Regions from separate parts of the Mus musculus genome. Here region 1 is linked to region 2. Evidence: chromatin loops called from intact Hi-C (ENCODE). Cell type or tissue: heart. All regions are shown on one strand. Each heading gives the region's core, and the rest is flanking DNA. Links, peaks and the distances in the headings are about the cores only.

Region 1 (10,811 bases), core at 3,372-5,871, 210 kb before region 2:
ACACATGTGCACACACACATCCACACCTTATTCATGCTTGCAGGCACATACAAAGAAACTAAAACCAGGATGAAAGCCTGCTTTGTCCATCAGTATGTCTCCTTCACTTGGGAGAAAGCAAGGATTAAGAAACTGTCCTTAATCTGCATTCACCTTGGAAATCAGGGAGAACAAAACCTCAGAACACACCCTCAAACCTCCAAACCAAATGAGAGCACCCTGTAACATAGCCAATAATCACGTTGTATAAACCAGTCTGAGCCCCTTGATGATGAGAGACAAAGATTGTTCCAGACCACCTTGCAAATCACAATCAAAACAAAGCTCAACCAGACCACACCCCAACCAGGTTGTACCTTACCCTAATTCTTCCTCTATTTAAAATGCCTATCAGTAAGCCGGGTGTAGTGGTGCACACCTTTAATCCCAGCACTTGGGAGGCAGAGGCAGGCGGATTTCTGAGTTCCAGGCCAGCCTGGTCTACAAAGTGAGTTCCAGGACAGTCAGGGCTATACAGAGAACCCTGTCTCGAAAAACCAAAAAAAAAAAAAAGCCTATCAGTACTTCAAAGGGAGTGATCTTGAGGTCACTGGACACTACATGTCCCTTTTCCCAATATGAATTTTGGGGAAAAAATATCATTTTGCCTGGCATACTGGGCAAATGGATGACCAAACTAGCCTCTGCAGGTCAGAGCTTGATTTATGCCACACACACTCCAGTTAGACACTAAAGTTCAACTATGTTGATTGTATGAATGAGGAGGCATGTAAATGTTAGTGCAAAATAAGGCATTCATACAACGTGAATCTTTAAGAGGAGTAATTAGAAAATGTTTGCTGAGAGTTCCACATGAGCAGCAGCCTTCAAATGGATTCTACAGGAAGTTACTAAGCCCCCAGGTGTTGTTGAGTTGCTTTCAAATAATTCCATGAAATTCACACAAACTGAAAGAAACCAATACAATGATCAGGTAGGCAAAATTAGAACTATTACTAAATATAGTAAACTCATCAATAATTTAATAACAATACTAAGCTTTATGGAATTTTATGATGTAAGGTCTTATGTTCCCCTAGGCAGGCTTCCAACTCCTTATCCTTCTTCTCTCCATCTCCCAAATGCTGGAAATAGATATAGGTATGCACCACCACAGGCAGCTTGAATTTTAAACAAACCAGTCTTCTAAGTGAAGAGAGCTCATGCTGCTGTTGATATCTAGAACAGAAACCGTTTTTTTCACCTAAAGCATCCTGCACCTCTTATATCACACTGACAAATACTCTAGTGAGGCAACAAGTATACACCATAACACACACAAAAGAAATCCAAGGTCTGGAGAGATGGCTCAGAAATCAAAAGCACTGGCTGTTCCTCCAGAGGACCAGAGTTCAATTCCTAGTACGCCCATGGCAGCTCACAGCAGACACAGATGTGGTGTATAGATATGTGGGCAAAACATCTGTACACATAAAACAGTAATAAATTTTAACAAAAATGCAACCTGCCAGGAAGCAGAGGTGGGTGGGTTGGGGAGCAGGGCGGGGGGAGGGTATAGGGGGCTTTGGGAATAGCATTTGAAATGTAAATAAAGAAAATATCTAATTAAAAAAATGCAACCTGAGCACTGGAGAGATGGCTCAGTGGTTAAGAGCACTGTCTGCTCTTTCAGGCCCCGAGTTTAACCCTGGTGGCTCACAACCATCTGTAATGGGATCTGATGCCCTCTTCTGATGCAGCTACAGTGTGCTCACATACATAAAATAAATGAATACATTTTTAAAAAGAGAGAGAGAAAAACGCAACCTGAATTATCCCACCACTTCAATGCTGGCACAAAGATGATCAGATAAATAAATTTTTAAGAAATTAATAAAGGCAAGTACGTAATAATCAACTGGTAAACTCAGGCTAAAGTGGAAGGAGAGACTCCACAGGTTCACACCACAGCAAGTGTTCTGAGCATTGACAACATGCCTGCTAAAAGCAACCCTTAGAAGTTAGGTATAACAATGCTCTGTGTATATACTCTGCTTCCAGTTTTCTAACCCACACTATGCTGAGGTCCAGTGCACAGCCCTGGATCAGTACCTCTGATGATAAACAGAAAAGACCTTCTGACTTAACATCCTCATTCCCTTCCTGTGGTTTTCTTTTGTTGAGACGAGGTCTCCTGCTGCCCAGGCTGGCCTCAAACTCACTTTGCACTATGATGGATGACCACTGATCCTCCTGAGTGCACATAGCTCTCTGCTGGGCTTACGCAGCCCTGGAGATTGAACAGTTTCATGCATGTCTGGCAAGCACTCTACCACCCGAGCTACAACTTTAGTCACACCATTCTTTTCAGCTATATTTCCTTCCTAACTACACTACTTGATAGCTGACATGGTGCTGTACCTGTACTTGAGACTGTAGGTGCAGGTGGATCAGTTCAGTGTTACCTCCAGCTACAGAGGGCATTTGATGTCAGCTTGAGCTACATGAAATCCTATCTTTAAAAAAAAAAAAAGCTGGAAGAAAGCTCAAAGGTTAAGAGCACAGATTATTCTTACAGATTGGGCAGCTCACAACTACCTGTAACCACAGCTCCAGGGAATCCAATACCCATCTGAGCTCCTTCGTCGCCTGCATATACACATAAATAATATTAAAAAACACAACAAAACTGCTTTGGCAAGGTACCCATGAAATGACTCCTCACAACCACCTGTAATGAGATCAGATGCCCTCTTCTGGTGTGTCTGAAGACAGCAACAGTGTACTCATACATAAAATAAGTAATTCTTAAAAAAAAAAAAAAAAAAAAAAAAAGTTAATACCCACTGACCAAAAAGTGCATGATAAAGCCATGTGTAGTCGATCATGCCTATAACCCCAACATTATAAAACTAAGGCAGAAAGATTGACATGAGTTCAAAGCCAGTCTGGGCTACTCCATAAATTCCAGAACAGTCAGGACTATTAAAAAATGGATGCCAGCCGGGCGTAGTGACGCATGCCTTTGATCCCAGCACTCGGGAGGCAGAGGCAGGCGGATTTCTGAGTTCCAGGCCAGCCTGGTCTACAAAGTGAGTTACAGGACAGCCAGGGCTATACAGAGAAACCCTGTCTCAAAAAACAAAACAAAACAAAAAAGCATGCCATCTCAAAAAAATTTGAAAAATGTTTTTTTTTAAAACTGAAAAACATTCGAGGCCAGCCTGGTCTACAGAGTGAGTTCCAAGACAGCCAGGACTGTTACACATATAAACCATGTCTGGAAAAACAAAACTGAAAAACAACTGGGTGCTGGTGCAAACACCTTTAATACAGGCCCTAGGGAAGCAGAGGCAGGTTGAACTGGAGTTCAAGGACAGCCTGGTTTCAGGGGAGCCAAGATTACAAAGAAACCTTGGTCTCAAGAAATAAATAAAAATAAAAAATAAAAACTTAAAAACAAAAACAAAACTGGGGGCTGGGCATGGTAGCACATGCCTTTAATCCCAGAACAAGTAGACAGAAGCAGATGGATCCAGCTAAGGCTATAGTAAGAGCCTGGCTCAAACAAACAAAAACATGTTTAGAAGGTCGGGTAGGAAGGAATTTAGAAACTATCAACTAACAGAAATGTAGAGGCAGACACAGAAAGAATGATAGGCATCAACCAGCTACAGTGAAGAGAAAATTAGTATAAAGTCTGTAAGGTATACAAAATAAAAACAAATAGCTGGTTCTGAAGAGAAGTTCCAGAGGCTAAGCAGCTGGGTGTGGTGGTACACAGCTGAAATCCCTCCAGTATTAGCAAACAGAGTAAGAGGACTTAAGTGCAGCCTGTGCTCCAGGAGACAGTCTCAAAAGGAAGATCACCAGCTTAGTCACCAAAAGGGTAAAGTCACCTGGTACAATCAACTGCATATCCACAAATAAAATAAGTTTAGATGCAGATCAAATCCCAGAGTTTAGTAAGTGATGTATCTGAGAAACAATGGGTCTTGACTCCAGGGAAGTTTTCTTTAGGGTAAAACATCAAAGTATTCTTTTTTTTTTTTTTTTTTTTTAAAAGATTTATTTATTTATTATATGTAAGTACACTGTAGCTGTCTTCAGACACACCAGAAGAGGGCATCAGATCTCATTACGGGTGGTTGTGAGCCACCATATGGTTGCTGGGATTTGAACTTCAGACCTTCGGAAGAGCAGTCGGGTGCTCTTACCCACTGAGCCATCTCACCAGCCCCAAAGTATTCTTAAATACTATTCTTATTCTTAGTAAAACCAGAGAGACAGGTCTGTGGTTAAGAAGCATTCCCTGCTCTTCCAGAGTTCTGTTCGCAGCACCTACATCAAGCAGTTTACAAGTGCCAGTAATTTCTGCTTCAGGATATCCAACACCACCCTCTTCTGGCCTTATGGACACACACAGTACATACATGCAAGTAAAGTTTAAATTCTCTTGATATACTGAATTGCTGAATACTGTTATGAAAACATTGTGTGCATATAGCATCTATTTTAGTAAGCTTTTTCATTTGCTAATCTTGACTTGCTGGCAGCTACCCTCAAATAGCTGCCAAATAATTTCCTCATCTGTATACTAAGACATACAAAAGTAAAATAAATAAACACTATCACTAATAACCAACATTTAATTCTAGGTCTTCAGATGAAGGAAAGAAAATTGGAAGATCGTTATTTATGTCACTTGTGATATGACAAGAAAAAATACTAAAACAGGCTAAGAAAAATATTGGCAGCATTGTGAAATGAAGGTAAGTCAGAATCATTAAGAAAAATGTAACACAGCCCTCAGTAAGGCAGAGACATGTAGATCTCTGAATCTGAGGCCATCCTGGTCTAGAGTGAGTTCCAAGACAGCCACCAGGGCTACACAGAGATACCCTGGGGGGAGGGGGCGAGAGTGAGAGAGGGTATGGTTATCGGTCACCAAGAAAGGAGGAAGATTCCATAACCTCTGTTCATCTGTTCACACATCTCAAAACTACATGCCAAAGCTATCTATTGCAAAGAAGGGCTGGAGAAGTGATGCAGAAATTAAGAGCAGTTGTCCTTGCAAAGGACTCAGGTTCAGTTCCCAGCACCCACACCGAAGCTCAGACATTCCCTAACTTCAAGGGATCCTAACAATCTTCTGACCTCCAAAGATACACACACACACACACACACACACACACACACACACACCGTAATATAGCTATGAGAATCAATTAAGTTCCTGAAGCTTAATTCTAGCCATGTATCTGTTGTTTGAGATGTTGGATAACTTGGGTTAGCTTTGAATTCTGCTATCTAGTAGAAACTGGCCTCTTGCACCTACAAAGTGCTAGGATTACAAGCATGCCTGGTACCCAAGGATGAGCTCCAAAGAGGGCACAGGATCCTCTGCAAATGAAGTTATAGATAGTTTTAAGCCTCTACAAGAGTAGTGGTTATCAATAATCCTGGGTCTTCCACAAAAGCATTAAGTGCTCTTAACTGCAGAGCCACCTCTCCAGTCCATTTGTTTATTTTCTTTCTTTCTTTCTTTCTTTTTTTTTTTTTTTTTTTTTTTTTGGTTTTTCGAGACAGGGTTTTTTTCCTCTGCGGAGCCCTGGTCATCCTGGAATTCACTATGTAGACCAGGCTGAGAAATCCGCCTGTCTCTGCCTTCCAAGTGCTGGGATTAAAGGTGTGTGCCTCCACTGCCCGGCCCATTTGTTTATTTTTGAGTTGGGTGATTGGGTAGCCTAGAATTTTCTATGCAGCCAAGGATGACACCGATTCCTGACCCTTTGCCTCCACCTCCTGGGTCGGCTTTTATAAAGCTTTAAGTTCAGCCAACATAATAGCACAAGTGAGGCAGAGGTATCAGAATTAGCAAGTCCAAAAAAAGAAAGAAAGAATTTCAACCTGGGCTAATTAATTGAACCTACTAGTTCAGTTTCCACAACCCACATGGAAGAAGGAAAGACCTTCCACAAGCTGTCCTGAGTTCCCTATGTTCACCATCATTATTGTGAGAGTATTCATCATACACAGATTCACAAAAAAGGAAAATGTTTGATTATCTTTAATTTTTTTTTGTTTTTCTAGACAGTTTTTCTGTGTAGCCCTGTCTATCCAGGAACTTACTCTGTAGACCAGGTTAGCCTTGAATTCAGAGATCTGCCTGACTCTGCCTCCCAAAGGCATGCACTACCACCCAGCTCCACCTTGGGTTTTTAAAACAACTTCTCTAAGTGGTAAGGTTCAACAATTAGGCTATGACAACTGGTTAGGGAGCCCCAGGGATTCATCAGTCCCTGCCTCCCAAGAGAGGATTACAAACATGCTGGAATGACAAGCAACAACTGAGTTTTTAACTGGATGCTGGGATTTAAACTCAGTGTCTGTGATTGTATGACAAGCACTTGACAGACTGATCTATCTCCCCAGGCCCCCAAAGCAATTTCCACATTATAAAATTAAAAACTAAGAATAGAGCTTCAGTGAGAGGACCAGCAGTTCAAGGCTGACTAGGTTATGAAGCAAGTTCAAGGGTAGCCTGAGTGTGCTCCATGAGACCTTGTCTTGAACGGAGTGAAGGGGGAAGGAAAGGACTGGTATTTACAATACTGCACAAACATCAAATGTGAAGTGGTACAACACACCTGACTAAATACAGTAATTTGTCCTCACTTAACTCTTTTATTTATTTTTTGGCTTTAAGTGTAAGTTTTTTTTAATACTTATTTACTGTATGTATTCTCCAATGTATGTATGTGCACATAATGCATGTAGGTGTCTGTGGAGACCAGAAGAGAATGAATGTCAGACTCCCTACAACTGGACTAGCAGGCAGCTGTGAGTTGCTTCATGGATGCTGGGAACCAAGCCTGGACCCTCTGCAAGAGCAACAAACATTCTTAGCTGCTGAGCCATGTCCCCAGCCTAGTCTTCATTTAATATTTACCTGGAAAATGTGTGGTGCCTGCTTTGCAGGGTCGTTTCTTTTTTCTTGAGGTCAGATCTCACTATGCAGCTCCAGCAAGCTTAGAACTTGCTGTTTATTTAAACCAGGCTGCCCCCCAACCTAGAGATCCCCTCAATCTCTAATTCCAAAGTGTTTTGATTAAAGGCATGTGCCATCAGCCAAACCATGTTAAGGCATGACAGAATAACACTTAAGAATGGTACTTAGGGGCTGGTGAGATGGCTCAGTGGGTAAGAGCACCCGACTGCTCTTCTGAAGGTCAGGAGTTCAAATCCCAGCAACCACATGGTGGCTCACAACCATCCATAACGAGATCTGACTCCCTCTTCTGGAGTGTCTGAGGGCACCTACAGTGTACTTACATATAATAAATAAATAAATCTTTAAAAAAAAAAGAATGGTACTTAGGAAACAGAGAATTAAAGATGTATTGTGGTAGTCAACAGTTGTCTTTTAAGACAGAGTTTGTGACAAGATCAGACTATGTAGCCCAGGCTGGCCTTCAATTCAGAATTCTCCTACCTAAACATCACAAATGCTAGAATTACAGGTATAGTGCAACATGACTGGCTGAAAATGACTGTCTTTTTGTTTTGGGGTTCTTGCTGGGTTTTTTTTCATTGTTGTGGTGGTGGTGATGATGGGTTGGTTTGTTTGTTTTTGAGTCAGTCTCAGACTGGCCTGCCTTTAACTTACTATGTAGTAGTGATTATCCTCCTGCCTGAGTGCTGGAATTACAAGTATGTGCTACCATGCCCATTTTATGTGGTGCAGGGAATCATCTGGGCAAACACTACCAAGGTTTTGTTAGTAGAGTGGCATCTTATGTCACTACCAACTAGGAGAACCAACAGGGAACACACTACCCTGCCATTCTATTACCCTGCACAGAGCAGAGACCACTGTCAATAATTAGGGACAAGGTCTCTCTGTGTAATTCTGGCTGTCCTCCAATTCACTATGAAAACCAAGCTGATCTTAAACCCAAAAGTCTGCCTGTGTCTGCCTCCTGGGTGTTAGGCTGTAAAGACTGCACCACCACACACAGCTTCAGACTGACTCTACACATACTAAAAGTAATAATTCCAGTCAGACGTGGTGATCGGGAGAAAGATATCTGAGTTCAATGTCATTCTGGGCTCCAGGAAAAAAAAAAAAGGTTGTGGTAAAAGATAAGAGCTCTAGAAACAACATGATAAAAGAGAACAAAGAGAAGTCACCTGACCGCTACACTCTGCTACACATGCCCATCTCTACAAAAATTAATGTAATTTTAAAAGGTTAAATTTCAAGGTCATAAACCAGGAAACATATGTTGATGATTAAATGGCTGAGCCAGAGTATGTAGCCATATGTGAAGGTCTAGCATATGTGAAGGTTCAATCCTCAATACAGAAGAAGAGAGGGAGATGTGGAAGAGGAGGAAAAAAAATAAGGAACATCATGGTAATTCTGTTTTCTACATAAAAGCTGATGGTTTGTTAACTTAATTATATCCATGTTCATTTGTATTTTGCCTGCAAGTATGTGTGTGTGAGGGTGTCAGAGCCTTGGAATTGGAGTTACAGATATGAGCTGCCATGTGGTTGCTGAGAATTGAACCCAAGTCTTCTAGAAGAGCAGCCAATGCTCTTAACTGCTAAACCAACTCTCCAGGCCCAAAATCTGGTATTTTTGACAGCATAGTACAAGAAAGTCGACAAATGTTTATGGGCAAAGTTCTGAACTTAGGGTACTGCTGCCACCTCTAACCAGCTCAAAGCAGACAAAATAAAACAGCATATTTGACTCTAATACCATAATAGAGCTAGGCATACCAGCTAGCTCTATTATCAGCAGCTACCATATCCCTGACTTTTCCCATTCCCACTTAAGAGAGTGAGACAGCTTCCAGAGCTTCAATTTCCCTTTGGTCTATATTATTTTCTACCAAATGCAAAATCTGAAGAAAGTCAAAGTTCTCAGGACATAGACCTACAATATCTGTGGTGAGAGAACAAAGCTTAGGAAATTTTCTTTAAGTGAGGAAACTAACCTGGGTATGGTAGCATATGCATGGAAACAAGACCCATGTCTCAAAATAAAAATTAGGCCAGGCATAGTGGCAGATGACAGCAGAGACAGATGGAGCTGTGAACTGAAGACCAGTCAGGGGTACACAGTAAGACCCTGTCTTAAAAGAGAAACTATCGGGGTATGGTAGAATATGTGTCATTTTCCACTGCTTGAGGCTAAGTGACAGAATAATTCAAGTTTGAAGCCACCCAGGACCACAAAGCAAGTTGCAGGCCAGCCAAGGACACAGAGACCCCCTTGTCATCACCAAAAATAAAAGACATAAAAACGGACTGGGAGTCAGCTTAGTTCATCAAGTACTTAAGGTACAATGTATGAACTTGAGTTCTATCTCCAAAACTTAAAACACACACACACACACACACACACACACACACACACGAAAACTGGTAATATCAAATGGCAAGTTCATGCCAACTTCTGGATTTCATGATAAATTTTGAGGACCTCTTTGTCATAACTTGCTTTTATTTAGTGAGCTTAAACAAGCCCCTGGAACTGTTCCAATAGGCCTTGTTAAGTGTTTAGTTACAGTATGAGCTCCGTCTATAAAGGTTATGTGGGCAACTCCACCCACCAAATTGGATATAACAGTACTTAACTGTAGCAAACTAGCCACATTGTGGTGCTGCTACTCACAACGCACTGATAGATTCTACTTTACAGTTATCTGGGCTATCTGAAATACTAATTACATGCCCACCAGTGCCCCTCCAAAAATGTTCCACATGATATTTAAGGACATTTCTATAAATGAAAGGATATGGGAGGGAGTATTTTAGAAATACTCTGTATTAATGTGTGACATTCGCCACACCCCAGAGACACTGATATTATAAAGGGTAGATTTTTGTTTAGTTTTTAAGATTTTAAATGATGAGCCAGGTGTGGTGGCGCACACCTTTAATCCCAGCACTTGGGAGGCAGAGGCAGGCAGATTTCTGATTCAAGGCCAGCCTGGTCTACAAAGTGAGTACCAGGACAGCCAGGGCTACACAGAGAAACCCTGTCTCAAAAAACCAAAAAAAAAAAAAGATTTTAAATGAGGAATTGGATGTGCGCTGTGAGTATACTAAGGAGGCCAGAGGCCTATGTTTAAGCCCTGGTTGGCCTGGAACTATGGATCCCTAAGAGTTCCCCCTGCCTCTGCTTCAAAAGTGCTGGGATTAAAGGCTGTGCTACCATCCTCAGCCTCAACTAGGGCTTTAAAGAAAAACAAGAACTTTGCTTGGCACAGCCTTCCAGTAACCTACTGCTCAGGATGCTAAGATAATGTCAAGTTTGAGCCTAGGTTGAGCAACAGTGAACCTCCTTTACAAGGGGAAAAGGGGCGATATGTCTTCATTGACAAGGGGAAAAGAGGGATATCATGGACCCTGAATGTAAGCAGGCCACATAAATCCCTCATTCATTATGCCTTGAAATGGAACTTTGAAATAAAGAGCAGGTTTCTATACAAAAATGCTAAGATACTTTACCTTCAGATAATTCATAAGCATCAATAGGCTCTGGAGATCTAGAGACATCATTAAGTATCAAAATACTGCTACCTAGCCTGGGCTACACATCAAGACCCATTCTCAAGAAAACAAAAAAACAGGGGCTGGTGAGACGGCTCAGTGGGTAAGAGCACCCGACTGCTCTTCCAAAGGTCCGGAGTTCAATCCCAGCAACCACATGGTGGCTCACAACCATCTGTAACAAGATCTGACTCCCTCTTCTGGAGTGTCTGAAGACAGCTACAGTGTACTTACATATAATAAATAAATCTTAAAACAAAAAA
Region 2 (10,811 bases), core at 3,619-6,118:
CAATCATTAGCTCCCTTCTGCGCCAGTCCTTTCTGTCTTCCCCTTTGAGGTGTAGGTGTATCCCACTCTGGCTCTCTCCCAACACCAGCTCAGCCTTCATTACCCTCTAAGCTTGTGCCTTAAGTTTAGGGAGGTCGCCGGGCAGTGGTGGCGCATGCCTTTAATCCCAGCACTTGGGAGGCAGAGACAGGCGGATTTCTGAGTTCGAGGCCAGCCTGGTCTACAGAGTGAGTTCCAGGACAGCCAGGGCTACACAGAGAAACCCTGTTTTGGAAAACCAAAAAAAAAAAAAAAAAGTTTAGGGAGGTCTCCCACTTGGGCAACTTGGGCACAACCTGATCCCCATGGTTGGTCTTACTTCCCCTCCCAATTCCATGCCCCCCACACCACCAGGCTCAAAGAGGCAGAGGCAAGCCGATCGACACAGCAAATACCAGGCCAGCTAGAGTTGTATGATGAAACCCTGTCTCAAAAACAACAACCCCCAATCCACCAAAGAACAACAACAACAACAACAAACCAAGGGAAGAGGTCATGTCAGGTGAATTCTATGGTGGTCATAGAATATAGAAGCCAAGGGACTTAGCCTGGGAAAAAACCCCACTCTTCCCAGACTACACACTCAATTGCCACACCAGAAGGACAAGAGAGGTCTCTAGTTGCCATTACCAGGAGTGTATTATTACACAAAACTCATTAACTGCCCAGGCCCAGCTCCCGAGCCCCTGCCCTTGAGACAGAAAAAGCAAAGCTGCCGGGCCACAGAGGTAAGGGACTCCTTTCCTCTCTCCACACCACCAAACTGGAACCCACACCACAACGTGTCTGTAGCCCGATTCTGGCTAGAGTCCCAAACCTTTCAACAGGTTCAGGCAAATTTCCTTTGGGGAACGAATTCACACCATCAATCTTAAAGACAACAAAAAGCTGTGACATTCGACTCTCCATCAGCTGTATACAGGTCAGCTCTTTAAAGGCCTAAAGCGATCCACTTAGCCATGCACCAGGGCTGACGATGTTGGGCCACACTGCAAACCTTGACCTTAGCTTTACCAGACACTCCCAGTCAAGGAAGCGCAGAGGTTTCTGGCCCCAAAAGTCAACAGGTTCCCGGGACTCCACACAGCCAGGAGGCTGGAGAGATAAGCTGTGTAGAATCAGCAGGCCTCCCCAGCTAAGGATGCTAGGTCAGCGCGTTTGCCAGATAATCAGAAAAGCCCAAATCAGACACAGGAGCAAAGGCACGGCATAAGAAGTTGATGTTCAACCCATGATCCTGACCCTTTCCCCTTCACTCTGGTTTGTGGGAGTGACCTTCAAGTCTCTCAAGGGCTTAAATACCAACTCAGCGCTCGGCTGGCGAAATCCCTGGACTCCCCTCACCCAAAGGAAGGAAGAAGACAGCGTCTCCCCAGGAAAACAGTTTCCAGCCCCAGGGCGCCCATGCCGTCCGAGAGATTGTATAAAAGTGGACAATCTGATGTCACCAGTGCCATGAGTCAGAAAAAAAGAAAAAGAGAAAAAAAAAAAAAAGAAAAAAGAGAAGAGAAGAGAAGAGAAGAGAAGAGAAGAGAAGAGATAAAATCTGACCTCAGGATGAGGTAGTAAAAGCTTTGCCATAGGCTGATGTTTTTTTTTTTTTTCTTTCTGTTTTTTTAAATCCCCAGTGTATCCTGTAACAAAGGCACAAAAGAGAGCCAACACTCCCACCTGTTCCTTTCAGAGGGGCCTTTAATCTCCTGACATCCCAGAAGCAAAAGAGAAAGCTTGGTCAGGGAACAAGGTCTGACTCTCAGTCTCTCAAGATTTCTTGCTGATGTGGGGAAAGACCTGCCAAGAAACCTTAGGCTATTAGGAAACATTTTTGAGTGCTAAAGGCTAAAGGTTGGTTATAAATGATAGGCTTTCTGCCCTCTCCCAGGTGGCCTTTGGTCTCTCCCTTTCTCCCACCTTTCTCCTCTCCTGCTAAGCTCTGTACACTAAGGATCCTCTGGGCAGATCAGAGAAGGGAAGTGAAGACTAACTGACTCGGGTCCAGGCAGTGGGAGCAGGTCCAAGGCTTTCCCTTCCTGCTAAGAATGAGAGGCTGGGTGAGGCAGTATAGGCTTGTCAGCCCACCACTTAGGAGAATGAGATGGAATTATTACAAATTAAAGGCTAGCCTCAGCTACATAGCAAGATCCTTTGTGAAGAACAAAAGACCAAACAACCTTACAGACAAAAAAATTTTTAGAGCCGGGCAGTGGTGGCGCACACCTTTGATCCTAGAATTTAGGAGGCAGAGACAGGCAGATTTCTGAGTTCGAGGCCAGCCTGGTCTACAGAGTGAGTTCCAGGACAGCCAAGGCTACACAGAGAAACCTTGTCTCAGGGAAAAAAAAATTCTTGAGAGCCCAGCAATAATGGTGCACTTTGATCCCAGGACTCAAGAGGCAGAGGCAGGTAGATCCTTGAGTTTGAAGCAAGTTTGGTCTAGGGGTTGAGTTCCAGGACAGACAGGGCTACACAGAGAAACCCTATTTTGAAAATAAAATAAAATAAATAGCAAGCCCACTTCTTAGAGATGACACTCAGGGCGTGGAACCTCTTGCCACCAAGTCTGTCAACCTGAGTTTGACCTCATAAATTCACATAGTGGAAAAAGAGTGTCAACAACCAAAAGCAGTCCTCTGTCATCGACAGCAGTCCTCTGTCATCGACAGCAGTCCTCTGTCAGTCATCCAGTTCTGTGGCCCCCATAAATGAATAAAAAAATGTAAGAAAAAATTTAAAGTAAAAAAGTAAATGAATAGGACTCTAGAAATAAAAAAGACATGCCAGCAGTGACCTACAGAGTCAAGCCTGGGTACGGGGTGGGGCAGAGACAAGAGACAAAGGCAAGAAGCAGTTCTTACCAAGGATGCCTAAGAAGGGGAGAGGATGGCAGCTGACTCGGCCCCACTGATGACCCTACAGCAACCAGGGTATGAAGACAGGAGTGGCAGAAGGAAGGGTGGGGGTAGTGTGGGCCAGCCTCAGCCTGCCTGCAGTCTGTCCTGGAGAGTCTAAGCATCCTTCTACCACTGTCTCCCTTCCTCTTCCTCCCTACGATGTTTTGAAAGCCACTGAGATGTTCTCACAGTTCAGGAGAGGAAATGGCCTTTGGAGAATCATAAAGCAGCAAAAATAGACAAGAAATTCTATCTTGGCAAGCCTTTAAGGGGACTCCATAATGGCCTGACTTAAAAACATGTAGGTCTAGATGAACCTTCCTTCGGGTGGAGGCGAAGCCACTTCCTCTCTCCTGCTGCACCCCGGCCTATGAGAGTTCCTCTTTCTTACACATGTTTTTTTTTTTTTTTTTTTTTTTGCAAGGCAAGCAATGCTGCAGGCCCTGGAAGACCAGAAGGCCAGCAACGTTCCTGACTGCACGCAGGAGTCTATTAGTCTATTAGTCTACAGCTTGGGCAAATGGAAGACTTGTCCCAGCCTCAGTTTCTCCATCCACAAACAGGGACGATGATAATGATACGCACCCAGAGAGCTGGATGAGGATCAAATGGGCTTTTTGGCACTTAGAGGCGCTGTGCAGCAAGCAGGCATAGCTGGCTTACATCTTCACCACCAACCGCCCTCTCCCAAAGACCCACTCCAGAAACCTGCCCCCGACCGAGGCGCCCATCTCACCTGGCTTCGTACACAGGTAGGAGTAAAAGCCCTCGGACTTGAGCATGATGAGCAGCGAACCCCAGCCCAGGAGGACTGCGGAGAAAAGGAGGTTTTCCAACACAGCGGTGCAGGCCATCCACCAGCGGCGCCGATGGGCAGTGGCCAGGGTGGGCGCCATGGTGCGGTGTGGCGGTGGTCGGGCTCCGGTTCTGCAGACACCTGCGCGCAGACCTCAGCTTCAGCGGTGGCTCTACCCAACCCGTGTAGCCGCTGGCGCACAGCCTGTCAGTCCCTTGCAGCCCAGGCTATAGGTGCCCGCCGCAAAAGAAAAGAACCCTAGCCCTGTCAGGGACCTGGGCCACCCCGTACCCGCAGCTACCTGGTAACGCTACCTTAGGCCACAGTGGAGCCCCGCTGGCCAAGAGGAAAGGCTTCTCCCTTAGTTCACTCGGAGGTAAACTGAGGCATGGCAGCTGGAAAAGGGCTAATTATGCTCAAGGACGTGGAGCGGGTCCTGATCCCAAGCAAGACTGAACAGCCACTTTGGGGGCCGGAAAGGGAGGCAGCTCGTAGTAAGGTCACCTGAGCAGAGGCTCACCTGAGAGCTGCCACTCCCAGGGACCCTGACAGGCTCCCGCCCGCCCGCACTCGAGACCCTTCCTTAGTGCTTGTTCCTTCAACCACAAAATCAGCACAGGGAGCCCCGAAACGGCCCGCCCACGGCGCTTTCATTGGCGGGACCGCACAGGAACTGCCGCGCCATTGGTTAGTGTTTAGGTCGCTAGGCGCTACCGCCACGCGAACCCCGCATGGGAGAGGCGAAGCCGGTTCAAACCGGCGGCGCGAGCCAACCGCGCGACCCCCGTGTCGGGCTGTTACCCCGGCGATTAGCCCGTTTCCATAGAAGCGGATCCCGTCCCTCTGTCCTCCTGGCCTTTTTCGTTACGTCTCCCTCCCGGTGTCGTCCCTCTGACAAGTATGCACCTTCCCTCCAACCCCTGCCTGCGAGCGGCTTCAGGTTCTCGCACCCTCGTCTGAGACCCGGATCCTGGGAGTCCAGCTCACCCGGCTCCTACCAGTGTGTATCGGGCCCGCCCGGCGCCTTTTCTGTCCCCTTTATTTCCAGCCCTTTTATTCCTATCCTAAGATGAAAAACACTGCCGCCCGTTGATTGGCTGAGTGGGGCTGGAAACAGGCGTCGGCCAATCAGCAGCTACCCACCCGCCCCCCGGCGAGCAGAAGCCGGTTCCGGCCGGACTTGGAGACAAACAAGAGGAATGGGGGGGCTGGGGGGCGGCTCGGGCAGGCCCAGCTCTACCCAGTTAAACTGGAGTGCCCCTCGACCCGGTGACCGCCGCGGGCATCGCCCCACGCCCTTCTCGTTGCCCTCTTCCTTGTCAAGTTCATGGGTCAGCGTTTCAGGGAGTCTTGGTCCACAGCGAGCTGGGCTCCAAGCACCGTGCGGTTCGGCCCGCAGTATAGACCACCGTTCTCGCCCGGAGAGAACCAGGGCCGGATGCTCCAACTCCGCAGGCCATTACCGCCCTTTTGTGCTGTTTCCCGGCCTGCTCCTTGGGCTTTGTGTCCGGGCTCCTCGCTGCCTAGCCCCCGTTGTCCTATCCAGGCGCTGTCTACGGGTATCAGAACACCCCGACCCAGGTCGTGGCATAATTACCGCATCCCTGCTAGATCTCCCGACTCACCGGGTCCTTGCCTGGAATCAGGTGCCTCCTGCCTGGTCTTTAATCGGTGTCCCTTAAGGGTCTGTAGTCAGGATTTTGGACTAAGAGCCCCTGGTCCTCCAGTTGTCGCCATCCCCATCCCGCGCCCTCTTTTCTCGGTGCCTTCAGAGACCGGTCAGTGTTCAGGCCGGTCACCTTGGCATGCCCTGCCCTCCCACTTTCCCAAACGACTCTTTCATGTGGCTGGCACACTTTCTCGTCCACCCTTCTTCATGCTGTGAGCAATCCCGAGCACCTAGTTAGTCTAAGTCTGACTTTGGAGAGCGCGATAGATCACTAGGGGTCCAAAGAGCTCCGTCCTTTCTGTATCATCAGCGGAGCTGCGCTGCTCTGAGGACCTGCTTGGACGTGGAATGGAGCCTCAGCACGAAAGATTTGGCTGTCCGTCCGAGTCTCCCTGACGAGAGGCACTAACCTCCCCTCAGAAAACACTCGGTATCCCTCAGATTCTCCACACTTCAAGAGCCGGCTTGCTTTAGAGCTAAGGGTGTCCCCAGCAGCCTGACTCAGCTTCCCTCAGCTCGAGTGCGCCCCCTGGTGCCCAGAACCTTCGCCAGCCATTCTGCTAGTGCATGCTCTCCCAGACTTGGTCTAGGCTTGCTGGTGGGTTTGGGGGCCTGATGACCTACTGTGCAGAAATCTCATAAGCTCCAAATTGGACCTACTATCTGCCAATAGATTAAGCCCTTCAATCCTTTTCCTAAGCAATCTGCTTGAGGACCTTCTCCAGACATATATCTAAAATGTTCCCTCCCCCTCTTCAAATAAATAGTGCCCCCTTCTCCCTCAGATTGTGTGTGTCTGTGTGTGTGTCTGGGGAAGTGTTGAGACAGGATCTCACTATGTAGCTCTGGCCATCCTGGAACTGGCTATGTAATCCAGGCTGCCCTCTGCCGCCTCGTGCTAGGGGGCTCAAAGGCACCCTACTGAGCTACTAACATGTAATGATGTTAGACACTGTGAACTAAACATTTAACACAATAGTTAATGTTATCTACTGTGAGCCTTGCCCCTCCCCTGCCCCCACTGCACCAGGATAACCTGGTGTCCTGTTTATCTTATCTGCCCATTTCTGTCCCTGGGACACAACTACTCATCCATCAATCTCTGCATCACATATCTACCCCGCAGTGAATTGTGGGAAATGTAAACCTGACCTTGATAAACCTGACCTATTGCTAGATCCCGCAGAAACTCTTTACCTTGTTCTTCAAGATAAAGTTCAAGTTCCCCAACTGACTGGACCATGCTGCTTCCTCCTCCCCATTTCCCACTGGATGCTCCCCTCTGGGGAACTGCTGTGGCTCTGGCTTTGTGCTGCTCTCGCTAGTGACCCTCCCTTGGGCAGCACCTCCTCTGGGAAGCCTTCCCTGGCCACTCTCTATATTGCCTTTTGCTTTCTTTGTCTGCTGACCGTAATGCCTTATAATCTGTATCCCCATTTCCCGCTGGCTCTGAATTTCTTGGGGGCAGGCATGCCTCAGTCCTAGGTGCCCAATATGAGTCCTGGAAGGAAAACACATGAGCAAGTGAAAAGCACCAGGTTCAAGGACAGAAGATCGCAGGGTGCTGGATAGGATCAATAATAACTGCCTTTACTGATGGCTGAACTTGCACTGGGTGCTTTTACACTGCATGCTACTACTCCATCCCTACAACTGCCCTGGATACAGCCGTTATCCTTACATTCCAGATGAAAAACTGAGGGGCTAGGTGGCTTGTTCAAATGAAACAAGAAGTCCTTGAGTCCTGTTGAGATGAAACTACCACTCCTTCTCCTCTTCCTTCTCATTCTTCTTTTTTTAAAGATTTATTTATTATATGTAAGTACACTGAAGCTGTCTTTAGACACTCCAGAAGAGGGCATCAGACCCCATTACAGATGGTTGTGAGCCACCATGTGGTTGCTGGGAATTGAACTCAGGACCTCTGGAAGAGCAGCCAGTGCTCTTAACCGCTGAGCCATCTCTCCAGCCCTTATTTATTTATTTTCCTTCTCGATCCGGCCCCGCTAGCTCAGCCTTTATTCTTCTTCTTTTTAAATTGAGAGTGCCCAGGCTAGACTTCCAGGACTTTTGGCAAGTCTTAAAGAAATAAGTCAGGAAGACAGCCTTGCCACATGAAAACAACACAAGGCTCAATAGGCCATCAGAAGAGAGGCCAGGAAAAGTGTAAGAAGCACACATATATGTATGTATGTATACACATACATATATGTATGTGTGTACCGCACACAAAAAGTAAAGAAAGCCAGTCAGATTGAGGAGAGCAGAGAAGGATGACTGCTGCCCCATTTGAAATTGTGAGTCCAAGCCAGGCGTGATGGCGCACATTTAATCTCAGCACCAAGGAGGAAGAGACAGGCACATAGCCCAGTCTACACAGAGTTCCTGGCTAGTGCCAACCTGGGTTATCCAGTGAGACCCTGGTCTTTTTTTGGCTAATTTGGTCTTTTTTTTTCTTTTTCTTTCTTTCTTTTTTTTTTTTTTTAAAGGCAGGGTTTCTCTGTGTAGACCGGGCTGTCCTGAAACTCACTCTTTAGGTTTTTTGTTTGTTTGTTTTGTTTTTTTAAAGATTTATTTATTATGTCGAAGTACACTGTAGCTGTCTTCCGATGTACCAGAAGAGGGTGTCAGATATCATTACAGATGGTTGTGAGCCACCATGTGGTTGCTGGGACTTGAACTCAGGACCTTCGGAAAAGTAGTTGATGCTCTTAACCACTGAGCCATCTCTCCAGCCCGAAACTCACTCTTTAGAACAGGCTTGCCTCCAACTCAGAGACTATCTCTGCTTTCCAAGTGCTGGGATTAAAGGCATGGGCCACCATCACCCAGCTGACACCCAGGTTTTTGTTTTGTTTCATTTTGTTTTTAAAGAAAGATTGTAAGCCAGGTCACACCTATAATCCCAACACTCAGGGGAACAGGAACAAGTGGATTGCCTTGTGTTTCAGGGCTGCCTAGGATATGTACTGAGATCCAGGTCAGCCTGAGCAACAGAACAAGACTATTTCAAAAACAGAAAGAATTTAATAATCACTTCAAAGGTCTGAAAAGAACCCCACCTTAGAATGTAGAATGAACATAGTACAACGATATCTTTTTATCTTTTTTTTTTTTTTTTGGACAGGGTTTCTCTATGTAGCCCTGGCTGTCCTGGAACTCACTCTGTAGACCAGGCTGGCCTCAAACTCAGAAATCCTCCTGCCTCTGCCTCCCAAGTGCTGGGATTAATGGCATGTGCCACCACTGCCCGGCCAAAGATATCTTTTTTTTTTAATTAATTTATTTATTATATGTAAGTACACTGTAGCTGTCTTCAGACACTCCAGAAGAGGGAGTCAGACCTCGTTACAGATGGTTGTGAGCCACCATGTGGTTGCTGGGATTTGAACTCCAGACCTTCAGAAGGGCAGTCGGGTGCTCTTACCCACTGAGCCATCTCACCAGCCCCCAAAGATATCTTTTTTAAAGTTTACAAGTGTTCTGACTAAATGTATGTAAGTCACCTGGAACTAGAGTTGCCAAGATGGGAAGCAAACTTGGTCCTCCTCAAAAGCAGCAAATGATCTTTTAAGTTAGGTTGTTTGTTTTGTTTTGTTTTTGAGACAGGGTTTCTCTGTGTAGCCCTGGCTGTCCTGGAATTCGCTCTGTAGACCAAGCTGGCCTCAAAACTCAAGTGATCTGCCTGCCTCTGCCTCCCAAGTGTTAGGATCAAAGGCGTGCACCATCACAGTCTGGCATTAAAAAAAAATTTGCCGAGTAGGAGTAAGAGCCTGTGCCCGGTCTCCAGCACCAAAGAAACAGCCATGGATGGCAGGAACTGCTCTGTGCTCTCCAACCTGTTAGTGACTTTATACTCTCACCTGCCAAGTTCTTAAATCTTTAAGGGTATTTCATATGTATGTGTGTTTTGCATGCATGAGTGTTCTGTAAGCAACTTCACACCTGATGTCCTCAAGAGGCCAGGCTTTGAGTCACCGTGTGGTTGCTGGGAAGCAAACCCAGCTCCTCTGAAGGAGCAGTCAGAGCTCTCGCCCCCTGAGCCATCTCTCCAGATCTGCCTAGCACATATTTTTGAATAACGTATCTAGCCTCTGTGTAGAAACCAACCATAAGAAATCTCTTGTTCGGCTGAGCTGATGTGTAGCTCGCTTGGTAGCATGCTTGCTTAACCATGCATGGAGCTCTGTGAAAACAGACAACTCAGGTGGTTCAAGCCAGCACTGGGGAAGTATAGACAAGAGGATCATAAACTCAAGGGCAATCTCAGCCACAGAGCACGTCTGAGAGCAGCTCGGGCTGTAAGAGAGACCCTGCCTCAAAAAAGGATGGCTAGTGCGATGGTTAGAACCACTTAGGTCACAGGCCCCAGTTCTATCTCTAGACTCATGAGGTGATGAAGGAACCACCGAGAATTGACCACTGACCTCCACGGGCAGGTTGTGGTACACACTCTCCCCCCAAATAAATTAATTAATTAATTTTCTAAAAGAAATATTTGTTTAATCAATCTTTATCATCAAACATTTAGGTTGTTTTCCAGTTCAGAAAAAAAAAATGTTTTGAAGAGATGGAAAAGAATAGTCTCAGGACAGAATTCAGAACAATGGAGGAAAAGCCCTGTCGCCGTCTCCTCCTTCCTCTGACCTTGGTCTCCGCTCAGGCCTTCCAATCCCACCTAGGGCCAGACCCACAACCAGCTGGCCTCTAACCCTTGCCTCTTTCACGGCAGAGTTTCTGTTTAGTCTGTCACAGCTATGGCATCATTTTCAGGCACAAAGCCCAATCTGGTCCACAGCAGCTTCAGCATCCCGCTCTCCCTGCATCCCCATCCACAGGCTTCCCGGGAACTCACCAAGGTCCTCAGTGCTGTGGCGGCACGGACATGGGCACAACATTCTCATACAGGGGCTCCTCTTGCTCCTTCTCTTCCGCCTGCTTCTGGGAATCCTGTTCCAGGGAACTGCCTCCAGCGTCTGGCTCCTGGACAGTCCCTGAGCTCTCAATGCCATCTCCCAGACCTCTGGGTGTTTCCTCTGGTCTAACTGCGGTGGACTCCATGGCCTGGGAGAGCACAGCACCTGGAGCTGAGCCAGCGCTGGCCTGGTTCCGACCCAGAGATCGGCGCAGAGGCTTAGGGATAGCACTCTTTACTTTGGGATCCATCTGATCTTTCTGGTAGTTTCCCAAACGACGAAAGACAGACCAGACAGGACCCTCAGGTTTCTGAGGTGTCCCTGCCAGCATATAGATAGTGGCCACAGATCCTGAGCTCTCCTGGATGCCTCCATCAGTGGTCTCCGCACACTCAGCTACCATCTGGCTACCAGGTGGAAGTTGGCCGTGACTAGTGGCAGGATCTCCAGAGCTTGTGGCCGTAGGAGCATCCTCCTCTGTGTTCACTTGCTCTGGGCCT

What was found. A loop is a pair of places that touch in the nucleus more often than their neighbours do. Peaks named below come from ENCODE experiments on the same cell type or tissue, not always from the same donor. Only the 100,000 strongest peaks of a DNase experiment are listed, where the experiment ranks them.
Region 1: it touches region 2 in a loop (3-fold over the local background); 2 of 42 quality-filtered maps call a loop at or near these places.

The regions. Positions count from the first base shown.
Region 1 is chr11:75,739,111-75,749,921 of GRCm38, reverse strand. All of the region lies in intron 1 of Ywhae (tyrosine 3-monooxygenase/tryptophan 5-monooxygenase activation protein, epsilon polypeptide), which reads right to left. Among named protein-coding and RNA genes, the nearest start is that of Ywhae, 12 kb to the right of the region's middle. In heart, for the core only: a CTCF peak has its summit at 4,354 (motif pointing left); no DNase peak of the experiment used is centred there.
Region 2 is chr11:75,525,644-75,536,454 of GRCm38, reverse strand. It overlaps Slc43a2 (solute carrier family 43, member 2), which reads right to left and starts at 4,343. Exons shown (of 14, transcript NM_001199283.1): 1 at 4,041-4,343; 2 at 3,667-3,867. The coding sequence starts at 3,826. Scarf1 (scavenger receptor class F, member 1) reads right to left here. Exons shown (of 11, transcript NM_001004157.2): 11 at 9,875-10,811. The coding sequence ends at 10,259. In heart, for the core only: a CTCF peak has its summit at 4,907; DNase peaks (open chromatin) are centred at 3,634, 4,384, 4,784 and 5,914; H3K4me3 peaks cover 2,408 bases; H3K27ac peaks cover 2,300 bases.